Linked DNA regions of Mus musculus: region 1 is linked to region 2. The links are chromatin loops, found by intact Hi-C in ENCODE. Cell type or tissue: gastrocnemius. All regions are shown on one strand.

Region 1 (8,000 bases), 310 kb before region 2:
TCTCCAGAATCTAGGCCTTGGCAAAAATCTTCTGACTTGGCACCTAAGGTAAAAACACATACAAAGAAAACAGTGGTAAGCGAAGCTTCATCCAGAGGGAAATGTTTGTCTTTGGGCTGAAGGTTGGAGGAGAATCCCTGCACAACGTACACACAACACTCCTACAGAGCCACAAAGACATCTCAAAACCCAGCAGAAAAACCAGTCCTCTGGGGCTAGTAGCACTTGCCTGTGATCCTAGCACTAAGGGGGCTGAGGCTGATGTAGTGCTGTGAATTGGAGGCCAGCCTGAGTTATACTGCAAGACCCTGCCTCATAAAGAAAACAGAAGAGGGGCTGGAGAGATCCACTCAACAGTTAAGAGTGCTCACTGACTGCTCTTCTATGGGGCCCAGGATCTATGGCCTCTCACAACCATCTGTAAATTCTAGTTTCAAGGAATCTGTTGCCCTCTTCTGGTGTCTATGAGCACTACATACATGCTGTGCACAGACCATCACAGGCAAAACACTCATACACATATGTAAAACAATAACAAATCCCAAATCTAGAAGACAGGGAGAAGATGAGTGGGTTTCAAAAAAGTTGAGATAATACATGCTAAATATAGAAAAAGATGTTCTGCATCATGAGAGAGCAGGGAAATGCAGATAAAAACCACCAGGAAGCATCACTACAAATCTAACAGACTGAGGAAAAAACAACAACACTGAAAACTGCCACCCACCCAGCAACTGTCTCCTGCACATTTATGTCAAAGATATCATATCTTCACATAGAAACCCGCACACTGATATTCACAGAAGCTACATATGTGGCAACCCCAATAAACAACCAAAGTGGGTTTTTTTATTATCTTTTTTTAAAAAAAGATTTATTTATTAATTTATTATGTGTATGGTGTTCTGCCTCCTTGTACACCTGCAGGCCACAAGAGGGCAGCAGGGCAGCAGCAGATCTCATTACAGAGGGCTGTGAGCCACCATGTGGTTGCTGGGAATTGAACTGAGGACCTCAGGAAGAGCATTTGGTGCTCTTAACTGCTGAGCCATCTCTCCATCACCCCAAAGTGGTCTTTAAAGAGGGAATGGTTAAAGCATAGTACATCCATGTTGTGGAATTACCCACTGATTGAGAGAAATGGGCTTATGGAAAAAGCACCATCCCTACTATACACTGAGATTTCACTTGTGTGACATTCTGGAAGTGTTAAGATTACAGAAATAGAGTTAGGTTTATAGTTGTTGGGGCAAGATGGGCCTGGCGTGCAGGAAGTGCAAAGGAACAGGAGGGCAGAGCTCTAAGCACTGACTGCTCTTCCAGAGGTTCTGAGTTCAATTCCCAGCAACCACATGGTGGCTCACAACCATCTATACTGGAATCTATATAGAATTTGTAGTGATTTGAATAAGATGCCCCTTCCACATACCTGCCCATGGGCTCACGTGTTTGAATATGTGGTCCCCAGTTGATGGCACTGTTGAGGATTCAGGGGTGTGGCTTTGCTAGAGGAGGTACATCACTGGGGGTGGGCTTTGAGAGCTTAAGAGATTTCTGCCATTCTCAGTTGTTACTCCCAGCTTCCCACTTGCAGCTTAAGAGGTGAGATCTCAGTTTGCCACTGCAGTCATTGTACTAGCTCCTAGCATGCTTCCCTGCCATGATGATGCGGGATTCTTGTTTTAAAAACAAAAACAAAAACAAAAACATTTTGCTCTGTTGACACCACAGATATTTATTAATTTATTTAACGTATGAGTCCTGTATCTGCATGTACACCTGCATACCAGAAGAGGGCACCAGATCTCATTACAGATGGCTGTGAGCCACCATGTGGTTCTAGGAGTTGAACCCCAGGACCTCTGGAAGAGCAGAGAGTGCTCTTAACCTCTGAACCATCTCTCCAGCCCAGTAATGGACTCTTTAAAAAAGTTTTTATTTATTTATTTTTTATGTATGAGTACACTGTAGACATACAGATGGTTGTGGGCCTTCATGTGGTTATTGGGAATTAAATTTAGGACATCTGCTCGCTGGAGTCAATCCCACTAGCTCTGGCCCTGTTCGCTCAGGTCCAAAGATTTATTTATTATTATAAATAGGTGCACTTTAGCTGTCTTTAGACACACCAGAAGAGGCATCAGATCTTATTAAAGATGGTTGTGAGCCACCATGTGGTTGCTGGGATTTGACTCAAGACCTTCAGAAGAGCAGTCAGTGCTCTTAACCACTGAGCCATCTCTCCAGCTCCCCCACCCCCAATGGACTTTTATCTATTAGGAACAGCAAACCCAAATGATCTGTCTTTCTTTAAGGTGCCATGGTAACAGTGTTTCAGCGGAGCAGCAGATAAGTAACTCAGATGGCACTGTTCAGTATGGGGGCCTAGCCAGTGTCAGCATCCCAGTGTAAAATGCTACCTTTCAGTGCCCCTAGGGGGGAAACTGGGAAAGTGCACAGACAACCTCTCTCCGAAGGTCGTCTTACCATTGCATGCTAATGAACACGTCTCAGAAGTTTAATTATAGCTGGTGGTAGTAGCACATGTCTTTAATCCCAGAAGTCTGTAGACAAAGGCAGGTGGATCTGAGTACGAGGCCAGCCTGGTCTATAGAGTCAGTTCTAGGATAGTCAGGGCTACACAGAGAAACCCTGTCTCAAAAAACCAAACAAAAGTTTAATTTAAAAAAGTAAATCTAAAACAAATGCTTTCTAAAAGTTATATTTGAAACAAAAATGGTTTAAGAAAGTTTTAAGCCTGGCATAGTGGCACTTGCCTTTAATCCCATCACCCCAGAGGCAGAGGCAGGAAGGGTCTCTGTGAGGCCAAGGCCAGCCTGGTCTATGTAGTGATTTCCACTCCAGCCAGGGCTACATAGTGCCATCCTGTCTCAAACTGTTGGGTCGGGTGATCAGGGAAGGAAGACAGTTTTGTAGGTGTGGACATCAGTTCATGTGAAGGAATTTTTGGTTGCACCACAGACAGATAAGGAGAGACTGAGTGTAGAAATGCTAGTTTGTTTTGAACAAAATCTCCTGTTAGGCAAGCTAGCCGGGAGCGCTTCTTTCTCTTGTCTCTGCCTCTCCAGTGCTGTTAGGACTACAGGTGTGCAGTACCATGCCGACCTCAGGCTTGGGATAATAGGCACAGCGCTGGGAAATTATCGAAGCCCTGGGTTTAAGCCCCAGCATCATAGAACTGAGCATTCGGGAGGTGGAGGCAGAAGGATCAAGTTCAAGGTCATCCTTCACTGCATAGCTAGTTCAGTACTGCTACTACTACTGCTGCTGCTGCTACTACTACTACTACTGCTACTACAATCAGTGTGAATTCCAAAGTGGATATTTCTGAGTGTGTTAGCTTGTACCTGTAACCTCAACACTCAGGGGAGTGAATCCAGAGGATTACTGAGAGTTCAAGGCCAGCTTAGGCTACATGATAAAACCCTGTCAATACACATATACATACATATATACACACATACATATACATTATGCATAAACACATACAAATATATACATATATACACACATACATACACACATATACAAACATACATATACATACATACATGCATACACACATACATAATATATACATACAGGCAGACATATACACACATACATATATTACGCATACACATACAGACATAATATACACACACACACACACACACACACACACATATATATATATATATACATGCATAATACATAATACATACACATAATACACACTCCTACATGAGTATTGATATGTAGAGTGGTGGGCAGTGAACCCCAGCAAGTCACTGGGCTGCCACAGCACTGTTTTTCTCTTCCCTGCCTTCATCTCCTTGTCTTTAGAGCAAGCTCGTCCTCCCAGCCACAAGATGGCAGGAGAAGATCAGAAATTCAAGCATAGTCTCTGCCTCTGATGAAACCTATCACAGTGCCCTGGCACCTAGTTAGAAAATACTTTTCTTTTCTTTCCTTTTCTCTCCTTTCCTTTTCTCTCTTTTCCTTTTCTCTCCTTTCCTTTTTCTCTCTTTTCCTTTCCTTTCCTTTCCTTTCCTTTCCCTTCCCTTCCTCTTCCTTTCTTTCTTTCTTTCTTTCTTTCTTCCTTCCTTCCTTCCTTCCTTCCTCCCTCCCTCTCTTCCTTCCTTCCTTCCTTCCTTCCTTCCTCCCTCCCTCCCTCTCTTCCTTCCTTCCTTCCTTCCTTCCTTCCTTCCTTCCTTCCTTCCTTCCTTCCTTTCTTCTCTAGTTTTCTTGGTAACAAGGTGCAGGCTAATGCAATCACACTTCCCAGTGTGATCTTGAAAGCTGCCAACAAGAAATGGGCACTGCGATTCTGTGCTCTTCTCCCTCTCTGCCTACAAAGTTGGGGCCCTGTTGTGGTCAGCCACACCGTGATAAAACCAGTGAGACTGAGCCCAGCAGATATAAGTGTTTCTAGAAAAGGGATGTCATGTGCCATGCTGCCTGTACCCATCATCTGCCACACATGCAGGTGTCTTGGATTCTTACTAGCAATAGACCTTGGGATGTGTGCCAAACATGTTTGGAATCCCAATGTCATTCCTAGTATGGTAAGCTAGTGTCCCCAGCTGGGTTACAAACATTCAGACAAAGCCAACCCTTGGCAGGTGCCAGTCAATTAAAATACTCATTTCCCCATGAGAAACACTGGAACCCAGGAAGTGTGGTTGAGATCTGAGTGGTTTCCACTGAGCCAGGCCCTCTTGGCCTCTCCCTGTTAGCTGGAAACAAGGCAGGATTGACCTAGAGGGCCTCGAGTTGTGGGTAAATAGAAGAAGCACTCGTTCATCTGAGGGAACCTTCATGGCATTGTGTGAAAATGATGGCTCCTTCATCCTGGTCCATTGGAAAGAATTTACCCCTCCTGAGTACGTCTGAGTGTCCCCATCAGGGCAGGTTAAGGGTCCTGTTTTAGAGGTGACTCATTGTACTAGAAGTTGCTGAGAAGCAGCTGCCTCTGGCCAGTCAGCCAACCAGCTGTGTGTGGGTGGGTGTGTGGGCTCGGGTAAGGTCACCCTCCCCAACGCACTTGTACTGTGGTTTCTTGGTGTCTTGAGCAATGTAATGGAACTGTATGTTTGAGCCTTCCTCAGAGGTCTTTCTGTTCCCTTCTGCCCCTCCCAGAGCTTCCTGGGTAGTGGCCAAGAGGTAGAAAACCAAAGGAGTAAGGCTTACCAGGACGGACACTAGAGATAAGGAGGTCAAGTGCTCAGTTGTTCTGGGGGTCACAGTGCTCCAGGGGCAACTGTGGTGCTCTCTCCGGTGGAGCAGAAAAGCCTGGATAGCAGTCTGAGCTGTGTCTGTGAGAGAGGCTTCTGGAATGGTCATCTTGAGCAAGCCTGGTGGTTTACAAGAAAGGGACTTAAGAGCGAAAGTGGAGACTTGCCTCTGGTATAATGCTTTGGAGTGCGCAAGGCATGTTCTGAAAGCTGCAATCACATGCAGGCACCCGCCGCTGCTTGGCAGCACAGACTGGTGGCCCTGCTGTGTGGCTGAATGCACACAGACATAACCCCTATGTTGGCCATTTTGCAAAGATCCAGGGGAGAGGTGGGGGCAGTGGCACTTGGCAGCAGCAAGGGTAGGGAGCACACAGCTAAGGGGTTACTGATGATACCCAGAGAGAGACGGATGTCAGACAGCATCTCTGGATGCTTCCAACCATGATCACAGCGGCCAGCGGCACTGAAGATTGAGGCTAATAGATGTAGTTGCAAAGCAGACCAACCCACCCTAGGTAATTGCAGGGCTCACACAGGCAAAACAGCTGGTCAAGTGCTTGCTGAGAGCTCCACTGGCCGACCCCACTTCACCTCCCAAGGTGGTTCTGAAGGTTGAGGCTCTCAGGAAAACAAGACCCCGACCGTGAGACTCAATTCATCCCTGGGGTGAGTCACTATTCAATCTTTTAAGAGTTATGCTAGATTAGTATGGAGAAGTGGAACTGGTTATAAAACCCAGAAGACATGTTGGGGTCTTCATAAAAGCACATCTGCTTCCAAGGGGGGATTCTGCCAGGTGTGCTGGTACATGCCTCTAGTCTTAGAACGTGGCGAGTGGAAGCAGGAGATGTCAAGTTAAAGCCAGCCTGGCCTATATAGTGAGACCCTGTCTCCAAACATCAAAATACCTAAATAGAGACTAAGAAGGTTCTTTTCCTATCTGGCTCATTCTTTTTGGTGAGAGTGGGCATGCTTCAGTCAAGGGGGACAGAGGAGGCTGGTACCTGTACCTCTAAGGTGCGATTTCTTGCCAGCAGGAGGTGTTGGCAGTTTTTCCTTAGCTTTGTTTCTAATGAAAAGGGAACAGGGGATGTAAGAACCGAGAGACTTGTGGGGCTGTGGTGGCGCATGCCTTTAATCCCAGCACTCAGGAGGCAGAGGCAGGCGGATTTCTGAGTTCAAGGCCAGCCTGGTCTACAGAGTGAGTTCCAGGACAGCCAGGGCTACACAGAGAAACCCTGCCTTGAAAAACAAAAACAAAAAAACACGAGAGACTTGACAGTCAGATAGAGAAACTGTCCTTTGGGAAAAATTTCCAAGTCTTTTACATATGAGGGTCCGTTTTGGTGTTAAAGGGTGCCCAGTACGCCAACAACATTGCCATTTTACTTTGTATCCACTGAGAGAAGGAAACAACCCATAATCATAGCTATAAACGGAACCAATGGCATCTTAAATGCCTTCATGGGTGAACGAGATGTTTTTCGTCTCAGCTGATGTTGGAGGACAGCGGCAGACCTTTTGTGATGGCTGCCCTAAACCCAGACGGAGAGAGCGGACTTAACCGAATCCTTAAGAAGTCTATCCTTAAGCAGGCTGAAGAGATGGCTCAGCGGTTAAGAGCACTGGCTGCTCTTCCAGAGGCCCTGAGTTCAATTCCCAGCAACCACACATGGTGGCTCACAACCATCTGTAATGGGATCCTAATGCCCTCTTCTGGTGTGTCTGAAGATAGCTACAGTGTATTCGTATACATAAAATAAGTAAATAATTCTTTAAAAAAAAATGAAGTCTACCATCACAACAGGTCTCCTCCTGGTTCCCACCCTCTCGGATCTCCTCCTTTTCATCCCCCACCCTCTCACAACCTCCCACTGCTGCTTGGCAATAGCACCACAGGAGGCAACTGTTATCCTTATAGTAAGGTAGTGATGTCTTGGCCTTGAAACTTTTTTGTGTGTTTTTTTGTTTGTTGGTTTGTTTGTTTTTTGTTTGTTTTTGAAACTTTTCCTCCCCATAGTTGTCTCTGGAAGCTCAGTAACTGGGGTGGGGGCGGGGATAGTGGGTTCAGTGAGACAGACCAGCAACTGCTTTGAGTCGCCAGGCTGGGCAAAACTGAGAGATGAGCCCATCCCCTATCTTTGGACTTAAATCTTTTCTGGTTTGACTTTGTTTACTTACTTATTGTTTTGTTTGTTTGTTTGTTTTGTTTTTAAAAAATGTGTGCGGGTGCTTTGCCTGAGTGTATGTATGTATACCACATGCATGCAGTGCTTGAGGAGGCCAGAAGAGGGCGATAGATCCTCTGGGTTGGACAGCTCCACCCCTGCAACCCCTAAACCCAGAAGGAAGCTCACCTGTAGTCAGACCTCTAGGTCTTGCCAGCCTAGTGAGGGCAGCAGGATGCCAGCGAGCGCTCAAAGCCCCAGCCACCTTCAGAACCCTGGCTCCCAGGTACCTGAGAAACCCAAGCCTGCAGGCAGAAGAAGCCAAAGGAGGAATTTCTATTGGTTACCTCTGCAGACCTATACCTGGCCAAAAGAAGTGTTTAGTTGACAGCCTCATTTTCAAGCCCACTGTGGCTGGGTAGGCCAGGAAGTCCTGAGGAATGGTGTCAAAGGCCACTATTCTCCTAAGCAGACCAGGCCATAGAGGTTGAGACCAGAGCCCATAGTTGAACTCTAATTTTCAAAGGCTCACCCCTAGTGACCCACTTCTGCCAGCTAGGCCTCACAATCCCCCTGGCTGGGGGGGGGGGCA
Region 2 (8,000 bases):
ATTGTTACTGTTTATCACTTTAAAGAAATAGTCAAAAAGTTATAGCTGAGGAGCCAGCTGTGTTTGTCTGTATGTTCTAATTTTTTTGTAATTCTCAAGCAAAAAAGAAAAAAAAAACAATTTAAATATTTTTTTAAAAAACATAATATTTTAAATAGTCGCAAAAAAAAATCTATGTAGTGGTGACTTTGCCACTTGGCTCCCTAATTGTAAAATATATAAAATACTAGCTGGTCCATTAAGAAAGCATTTGCTGATTCCTAATTGAAGAACTGTCATCCTAATAACTAGAAGAACTGTCTTGAATTATAGCAAAATCTATATGTTTAAGATATTTTAAAGAGCTATTATTTTATTTCCTTGGCATAGTTATGGTCCAGGAGTAGTGTGGCCAGTCCGACTGACTGCACCATCCATTCATGGGCTGCAGGGATCTGTCAGCCTTTGTATGCCATTGCCTGCCAGAGTTGGTTCTAGTATTTTAAGTGCAATGTAAGACTCTTGGCAGCAACAGGGAACAGAAAACTGTATATCTCCTGAAACTTGAGAGATGCAGAGGAGAAGCCCTGGGAAAACCAAATTGTTCTCACATGGACTTCAGCCTGCAGCCAGGGCAGAGCTAAGGGCACGGCAGAGGTGTAGAGCCAACGCCCTTGATCCTTCCTTACCACCAACTCCTCCAGGGTTGTGTGAACCAGCCACCGGCACTGGTGTTCTAAGTCCTTGGGAATTAGGTTTCCATCTGTAGACGGATGACCTAACTAATGAAAATGGTGGTTTTCTGCCTCTAAAAAGAATTTCACCAAAGAGCCCAATGACTAATTTCCGGATTTTTTTTTTTTAATTTGGACACATCAAAAAAAAATCATTGAGAAAAATTTAATAATGTTGTTTAATAACATGGAGCAGTAAGCAGGGAAGAACAGTTTTTCTGGACGACTGAACTGGGACCCAGATACATCTGATAGGCAGGAAATCACTGCCAACACAATGCCGGAATTTAATAACGATGCGAAGGTCTGAAGTGTGTGGGGCATCTGCCTTAGCTGCACATGGAAGAAATGGGAGTTAACTAGTAGTGGTTTGTGACCCTCGAAACAGCTATCGTGGCACCAGGCTGCATCGCTTAAAATACCCCCCCCCTTCTCTGGCCACAATGTGAGCTCAAAGCTAGTGTCCTTTTATAGGGACATAAAACAGACTGACTGTAAACAAATGGGCCCACAAGCATTTGAAGGGCTCAGGACTGAGTAGTGAGCATGTTAGCAAACACATATTGATGACTGCCATGCTCCAGATCATTCTGTCTTTCCAGCAGCCTCAAGGTGGGAGCACTGTGATGGGAGCACCGTGACTCACCACCCTTCTGTACAGATGAGGAAACCTACTTGTAGTTAAAATAAAATGTACCCACAACCACACAGCTGTCAGGGGGGCGTAAGCCACAGGAGAAGGTGTGAAGAGATGAGGGTGGCATCTTCACATATTTAAAGGGTTTCTAGGAGGAAGAGAAAAATGTGTTCTGTGTGGTTTCAGTCAGTGGTGCAAGTTGCGTGGAGCACATCTGCTCCTCTTCCTCTACAGTGACCGAGGGATTTTCCCTCCCATCCTCGGGATTTTCCCTCCGTTCTCTTCCATGAGACAGTGAAAGTAGCTCACCTTGAGCTCAGAAATCCTCCTGCCTCCGCCTCCTGAGCTGTTCTTTTCTTGGTACCCATCTTTTCTGCCCACTCCTGCAGGGCTTCACCAGCATGGCTCAGTGGATACACAGCAACATGCTTTGGGCAGACAGCACCTCTTTCCTCGGTCCCCAGCTTTTGTGACCCCATCCTCGATTGAGTCCTCTTTCCCTGCATGTAACAAATACATTTCTTTCTTCCTGCTTGATGCCTTTGTCCATGTTCACAAACGCCCTGGAGACCTGGGGTCTCCAGGTCCAAGCCCCTCTTCTGTGTCTCTGGTCCTGGGTGGTAATTTAAACCTTCTCTGATCTCTACATCTTTGTCGATGATACGCCCCGACCGACACCTGGCATCAGAAACTCAAGCAGACAAAACCCTACATTGCTTGACCCTGTAAACTGTCCCCGTTAACCTCACCATTTCTCTGGTAGGAACCTGCTTTCCAGGTCCTCCGGGTCTACACTCTGCTCTTCAGATGCTAAAATCAGCCCCATGTTGCAGTAACTTTTCACATCTTTTCCAGTCCCACAATGATCCTGGGATCATGGTCGCTCATTCTTTCTCTTGAATGCTCTGTCATCGCGGCCCCAAACCCCATGCCTCATGTCACATCCTCGAGTAAGAAGCTGTACGTTTCTTATTGGCTATCACTTAAGGGTCCACAGCAAATCCCACAGGTCCACAGCTGTTCCCAGACTTCCCAGCAGAACCTCTTCCTACCTACCTCACCAGGTCCGAGCGAGCCCCTCCTTGCGTATCAAACTCTCATGCACTCATTTTTCTGGGACAGCTTGTCAGTTGCTAGTTCCATTTCTACTCCTTTAAAGGGCACTTATAGTCCATCCTTCCCGCTGTGCGGTCCTTTCTCCTCAGCATACTCTCAAAGTCTTTTGCACTTTTCCGTTAAGGTAGATTTTTATCCTCACTGGAAAAAACATCTTCTGGGCCCATATCCACCTCTGCTTGCTCCCCTAGGTGCTTATGGGCTCAAAAGAAATGAACTAGTGCTGACAACTCGCCAAGTCCCCTCAGTGAGCTGGCTGACACCCGAAACCGAAGCATTGCAGTAGATTTAGGAGGGGAAACCAAAGCCTGGTAGTCTTCCCGAGGTCACAGGCTGTGAGTGTTGACCTAGGATATGAACTCAGTGTCCCCCAAACCATGATGACTGTGTACGATGGCAGTGGGTCCCAAGTCCATCTTTTCTTGGCAGCCTCGGGGAGCAACACTGCCAAGCCTGTGCATACCGATTGTCCTTTTCATTCTTTTCTAGAAGGGAGGTGGCACAGATGAGGTGTCATGGAGGCAGCCTTACCCCTGGCCATGTCTCAGGGAGAGTGGACAGGCACTGGGTGGGGGCAGGGGTGGGTCTGTGAGCTGAAAACTGTCTTGTTAGATTTCAGTGTTTATTAAAGGGACACACACACATATATGCATGTGCATGTGTGCACACACACATGTATGCACGTGTGTACACACACATGTATGCACGTATGCACACACGCGTACACACACAGAAATGAAACTCTTGATCTTAAAAATGTCAGGTTATATCTAGAAATTAAAAATATAGGAACTTCCTTGCTTTCCACCCCATTGAAGTTTTGTTTGTTTGTTTGTTTGTTTTAATTTTAGGATTTTGTGTGTTCTGATAGATGTGTACTCCTGCCACAGTATCTAGTGGGCAGAGGACAACTTTGTGCAGTTGGTTCTCCCCTTCCACTTTTATGTGCATTCTGGGAATCAAACCTAGGTCACCAGGCTTGCAGGGCAAGCACCGTTTCACCTTGAGCCACCTCAACAGCCCTGTTATTTGCATCTATTAGTTACAGATAATAATGGGTTCCATGACAATTGTCATGCCCGTATCTGATGGATTTTTTTTTCGTTTCACCTCCATTACCCTCTCTCGTCCCCCCTCCCACTCTTGTTGAGCATATGTGAGTGTGCACGTGCGTGTAAGTGTGCATGAGTGTGTGTGTGTGTGTGTGTGTGTGTGTGTGTCCCAGTGAGTTCCATTAGGGTTGGCTAGAAGTGTGGATGAAGGTTTGTTTATAGGAGTCTGGATGCCTTACCCATTGCTACATCACAGAAGACAATTTCTCCCCCTCTCCCATCAACCATTAACTGTGTGAATCCGCTGGGGGAGGGGGCAGGGTGTAGGGTTGGTTTTGTTCAAATAGGGTCTCATGTAACTTTTTGTTGTTGTTGTTTTGGTTTGGGTTTTTCAAGACAGGGCTTCTCTGTGTAGCCCTGGCTGTCCTGGAACTCACTTTGCAGACCAGGCTGGCCTCGGACTCAAAGATCCTCCTGCCTCTGCATCCTGAGTGCTGGGAGTAAAGGCGTGTGCCACCACTGCCCTGCTCTCGTGTAACTCATGAAGTCTTGCTTCGACAATCTTTCCATGGATTGAGTCCTTTTGTTCTGTCTTTGAGGGAATTTGTCTTCATGTTCTCTGTTTTATTGGCTAGGAACATCTTGCTGCAAAAATTCAGTTGTTTCAGAAAATTAGAGCCTTTTTGTTTTAATTGGTCCTACCAAGTTTCCCTATTTTATGACAAAGAGAAACATCTGGACTTTAAAAACAAAACCAAAAACATGTTGACAGGGAAAAAAAATACTAAAAGTTATGTGAAGAGGCTAAATCTGGGGCAGGGGGGTGGTGGTGGAGTAAAGACCAAGGGCAAGCACTCAGGAGAAGAGGCAGGAGGATCTCTGTGAGTCTGCTGCCAGCCTGGCCTCCAGAGTGAGTTCCAGGACAGGCAGGGCCACACATAGAAACCCTGTCTGAAAAACAAAACAAAAACAAAAACAAAATGATAATAACTTATATATTTATTATTATTTAGATTATTGTTGTTAATATTATTAAAATCAGTGTGTGGAATTATCAAAAAGAAATTGTGTCAGACTTGCCATTTTAGCCTGAGTGACCTTGGGAATTTATACAGATCTTTAAAAGGCAATACCTTCAGGTCAGCTGTAAGTGGGGAAGCCAGGCAGCAGAGTCAAGTGCCTCCATAGCTAGCCAGGCTACTCGTACGCTTCTCATCTGAGGACTGCCCAAATACACTGTCTACTTTTTTATTTTTAACATTTAAAATATTTCTAAGAGTATTTTTAGAGACTATTAATTGACTTGAGTTTTAAAGTGGGAATGGGACGTGCTGTGGTGCAGTGGAAAGAACAGTGGGTTGAAAAATCCCGAGCTCCGCATTCCAGAGCTGACCCTGCTCATGTGACCTTGGACAGAGCAAGCTGGCTTTCCCTTGGCTGGTTTTCTTCCTCTGTTTCTTGTTGTAACAGCGGCCTCTTGTGGTCCATATCATTAACAACAACCACCACTACCACTACTACCTCACCCCCCAGTCAATTTTGGATTTTTAAATTTATTTTTTATTTTTGGTTCTTTCCAGTGTTATATTTCATACTGTTAAGCCAGCAGACTTGTGTTCTCACAGATAAATCTTAGGAGGCAAAGGCAGGTGACAGCAGACAAATGGGCACCAAACCCATCTCTTAAACTAGTCTCTGTAGTTTCTTCCAAGCCTGACATGAACAAATTGCAGTTTATAAAAATGAAAATACTTCTGTGTCTCATCCATTGCTCTTCCTCCTAGGGACCCTGGGAAACGGCGTGCCAGGGCCTCCTCGTGCCCTAGCAGCTCAGACCTGAGCAGGAAGGAAACCAGGGCAGGTGAGTGTGCCTCTCTGCCCTCAGCATCATAGCAGATGAGAGTGCCTCTCCTCCTTCAGCATCCAGAGCAGGTGAGAGTGCCTCTCCTCCTTCAGCATCCAGAGCAGGTGAGTGTGCCTCTCCGCCTTCAGCATCCAGAGCAGGTGAGTGTGCCTCTCCGCCTTCAGCATCCTTCATTCTCAAGATCTTTGTGCTGTTAAACAGTGTGACTTGTTTTTCAAAGACAAATGTTAGGTGGAAGTCAAGGAGAGTCTAGAGTGCCACACCGAGCCCTTAGTAACTCTGTTCGACAACTTCAGGAACTGGATCCAACTTGCTCAGAAACCATTTGTTTTCTAAGTTTTCATTTTTCACTGCCGTCTTAAACCAGTATCCAGGTCTGCTGCCTTCAATGTAGACAGAAACTCACAGAAATTATAGCTTGAAGGTATCTGGAGGGTTTGTGTGCAGATTTAATATCAGTGTAAATCTAAACTTAAGTTCAAAAGCATTGCCCACTTAAATGAAGAAGGTTTTAATTCTTCAAGATTTTTTGTTTTTTGTTTTTGTCTTTAAAATAAAGAAAAAGATACAAATGTGGCACATTGTTAACATTGGACCAAACTAGTCAGGGTAGGACAGCTGTCTGTTACATTAAATGAAACTATATTATGAAAGCCCTTTAGGGACTTTATTCTGCCTGAGGAAATATGAAATAATACAGACCAATGGTTAGAAATGGTGCAAAGTCAGGCAGTGAGAAAAATGAGCCAGGGAACATTTGTTACACTATACCACTGTAACATTGTAACACTGTAACATTGTAACACTGTAACATTGTAACATTGACTGTACAACACAAGCAGCAGGTGAAACCTTAAGTTGTGGAAACAAGAGTTAGGGAGCTCTGTGTCACACCTAGAAAAACAAACATGCTGTCACCCCCATTTCAAAGGCTGGTGACCCCCCCCCCCATGGGGAAGGATCTAGATAAGGCAGGCATAAGAAGGTTTTAAGCCTTCAAGGTTTTTGTTGTTGTTGTTGTCTTTAAAATAAAAAGATACAAACGTAGCACATTATTAGCATTGAACCAAACTATTCAGGGTAGGACAGTGTCTGTTATATTCTTCATAGTTTTTTTTTTTCATTTCACACAAAAGTTTATGTCGGGCTCTATGAGTACACATCTATAATCTGAACATTTTGGAAACAGAGACAGGGTTATGAATTGCAGGCCATTCTGAGCTACAGTAAGACCTTGTCTCAACAAAAATAAAAAATGATGATAAATGATATCAATCTAGCACCGTGTAAAAGATGTTATCTTCAAACTAGCCCCTCACCAGTAAGGAGACAGTTAGTGGTCACCTGCAATGTATCTAGAACTCAGGAGAATCTAAGCCTTCCAATTCCCTAGACAACATTGTTGCTAAGGGGTTTACGTTTGCATGCTAAAAACACCAGCCAATGCTAACAATGTATCAAGCTGTTGGGTCCAAAGCTGAAAGCTGTGGTTAACAGCTATAACCACGGAGACAGCAGAATCTTCAAAAACAGGCAGTATTTCTTGCCTGACTTACCCAATTTTCCTGTTGAATCATTATTTTTATATTTAGCAAGCAGTGAACCTAGATGAAAGTCCTTTTTAAAATTTGAAGTTGTTCCCCAAGACTGGGCCACACTGTGTGTTTGTAGACATGCTTCAGTTTCTAGAATTCACTGGGGATAGGGTATGGAATGGAGGTGATGGGGGCAGTGAGGACCACATGGGGATACAGAAGCAAGGCCATAGCAAGACACAACCACATTAGTGGGGATTCCTGGGAGACGACCGAGAAGAAATTCTTATACCACAGTGTTTAGCTAACTTCTCAAAATGAGTCTGAGAAGTCTCAGAAGGGTCTGGAGGTAACTAAACTTGGGTGATTTCTGACTCATCTTGATAATCATTTCTTCCTGGGGGGAGCATGTTGACTGATTTCACTCTTCCTGGGGAACTAGTTGATCGCTCAGCTTTACATTGAAAAGCACACTGTGTAGGGGTTTCGTTTTGGTTTTTTGTTTTTTTTTTAAGACCACATGGATTTAAAGCCTGAATTTCTAGTAATTTGGGGTTTTGATGTGTTAGAGCAGGTTCCTACTCCAATAGATGATGCCACAGCTCAATGTCAGAGTCTTTTTCTCGAACCCTTTACCATATTTTTTGAGATGGTCTCTCGTTGGACATGGAGCCACATTCTGGCCACACTGAGCTGGTCAGTGAGCTCGCAGGATCTGCCTGTTTCTGCTCCTCTGCTCTGGGGTTACAGCACCATGCCTGGCTTCTTTTATATGTGCTGGGGATCCAAGCCTGGGTCCTGAAGCTTGCAGCAGCAGGTGCCTTACCCACCGAGCCATCTCCCCAACCTGCTTTCTAGCAAATTTAAGTGTTTCCTATATATGTCAAGGAAATTGACTGTTGTTGACTTAACAACTTCTGGCTTTTTGTTTGCCTTCTTCAATACTGAGTCTGTTCATATCCTTTGGCCTCTAAGTGGATTAATTACCTAGGACTATGAGCGGCGGTCTTCTTATACTGCGTGGCTATTTGTATTTACTTTTAGAATTACATGCTTGTTTGTTTTGTTTGTTTAATGTGAGTA

The links. Hi-C counts contacts between places; a loop is a spot of excess contacts. Peaks named below come from ENCODE experiments on the same cell type or tissue, not always from the same donor. Only the 100,000 strongest peaks of a DNase experiment are listed, where the experiment ranks them.
Region 1: a loop joins it to region 2, with 6 times the contacts of the local background. A loop is called at or near these places in 41 of 42 quality-filtered maps.

The regions. Positions count from the first base shown.
Region 1 is chr10:42,291,095-42,299,094 of GRCm38, reverse strand. No RefSeq gene overlaps it. Among named protein-coding and RNA genes, the nearest start is that of Foxo3, 18 kb to the right of the region's middle. In gastrocnemius, CTCF peaks have their summits at 933 (motif pointing right), 1,780 (motif pointing right), 3,871 (motif pointing right) and 7,517 (motif pointing right); DNase peaks (open chromatin) are centred at 3,857, 5,508 and 7,531.
Region 2 is chr10:41,977,900-41,985,899 of GRCm38, reverse strand. Armc2 (armadillo repeat containing 2) reads left to right here. Exons shown (of 18, transcript NM_001034858.3): 6 at 5,303-5,379. Among named protein-coding and RNA genes, the nearest start is that of Gm33058, 23 kb to the right of the region's middle. In gastrocnemius, a CTCF peak has its summit at 4,997 (motif pointing left); a DNase peak (open chromatin) is centred at 4,967; H3K4me3 peaks cover 360 bases; H3K27ac peaks cover 1,648 bases.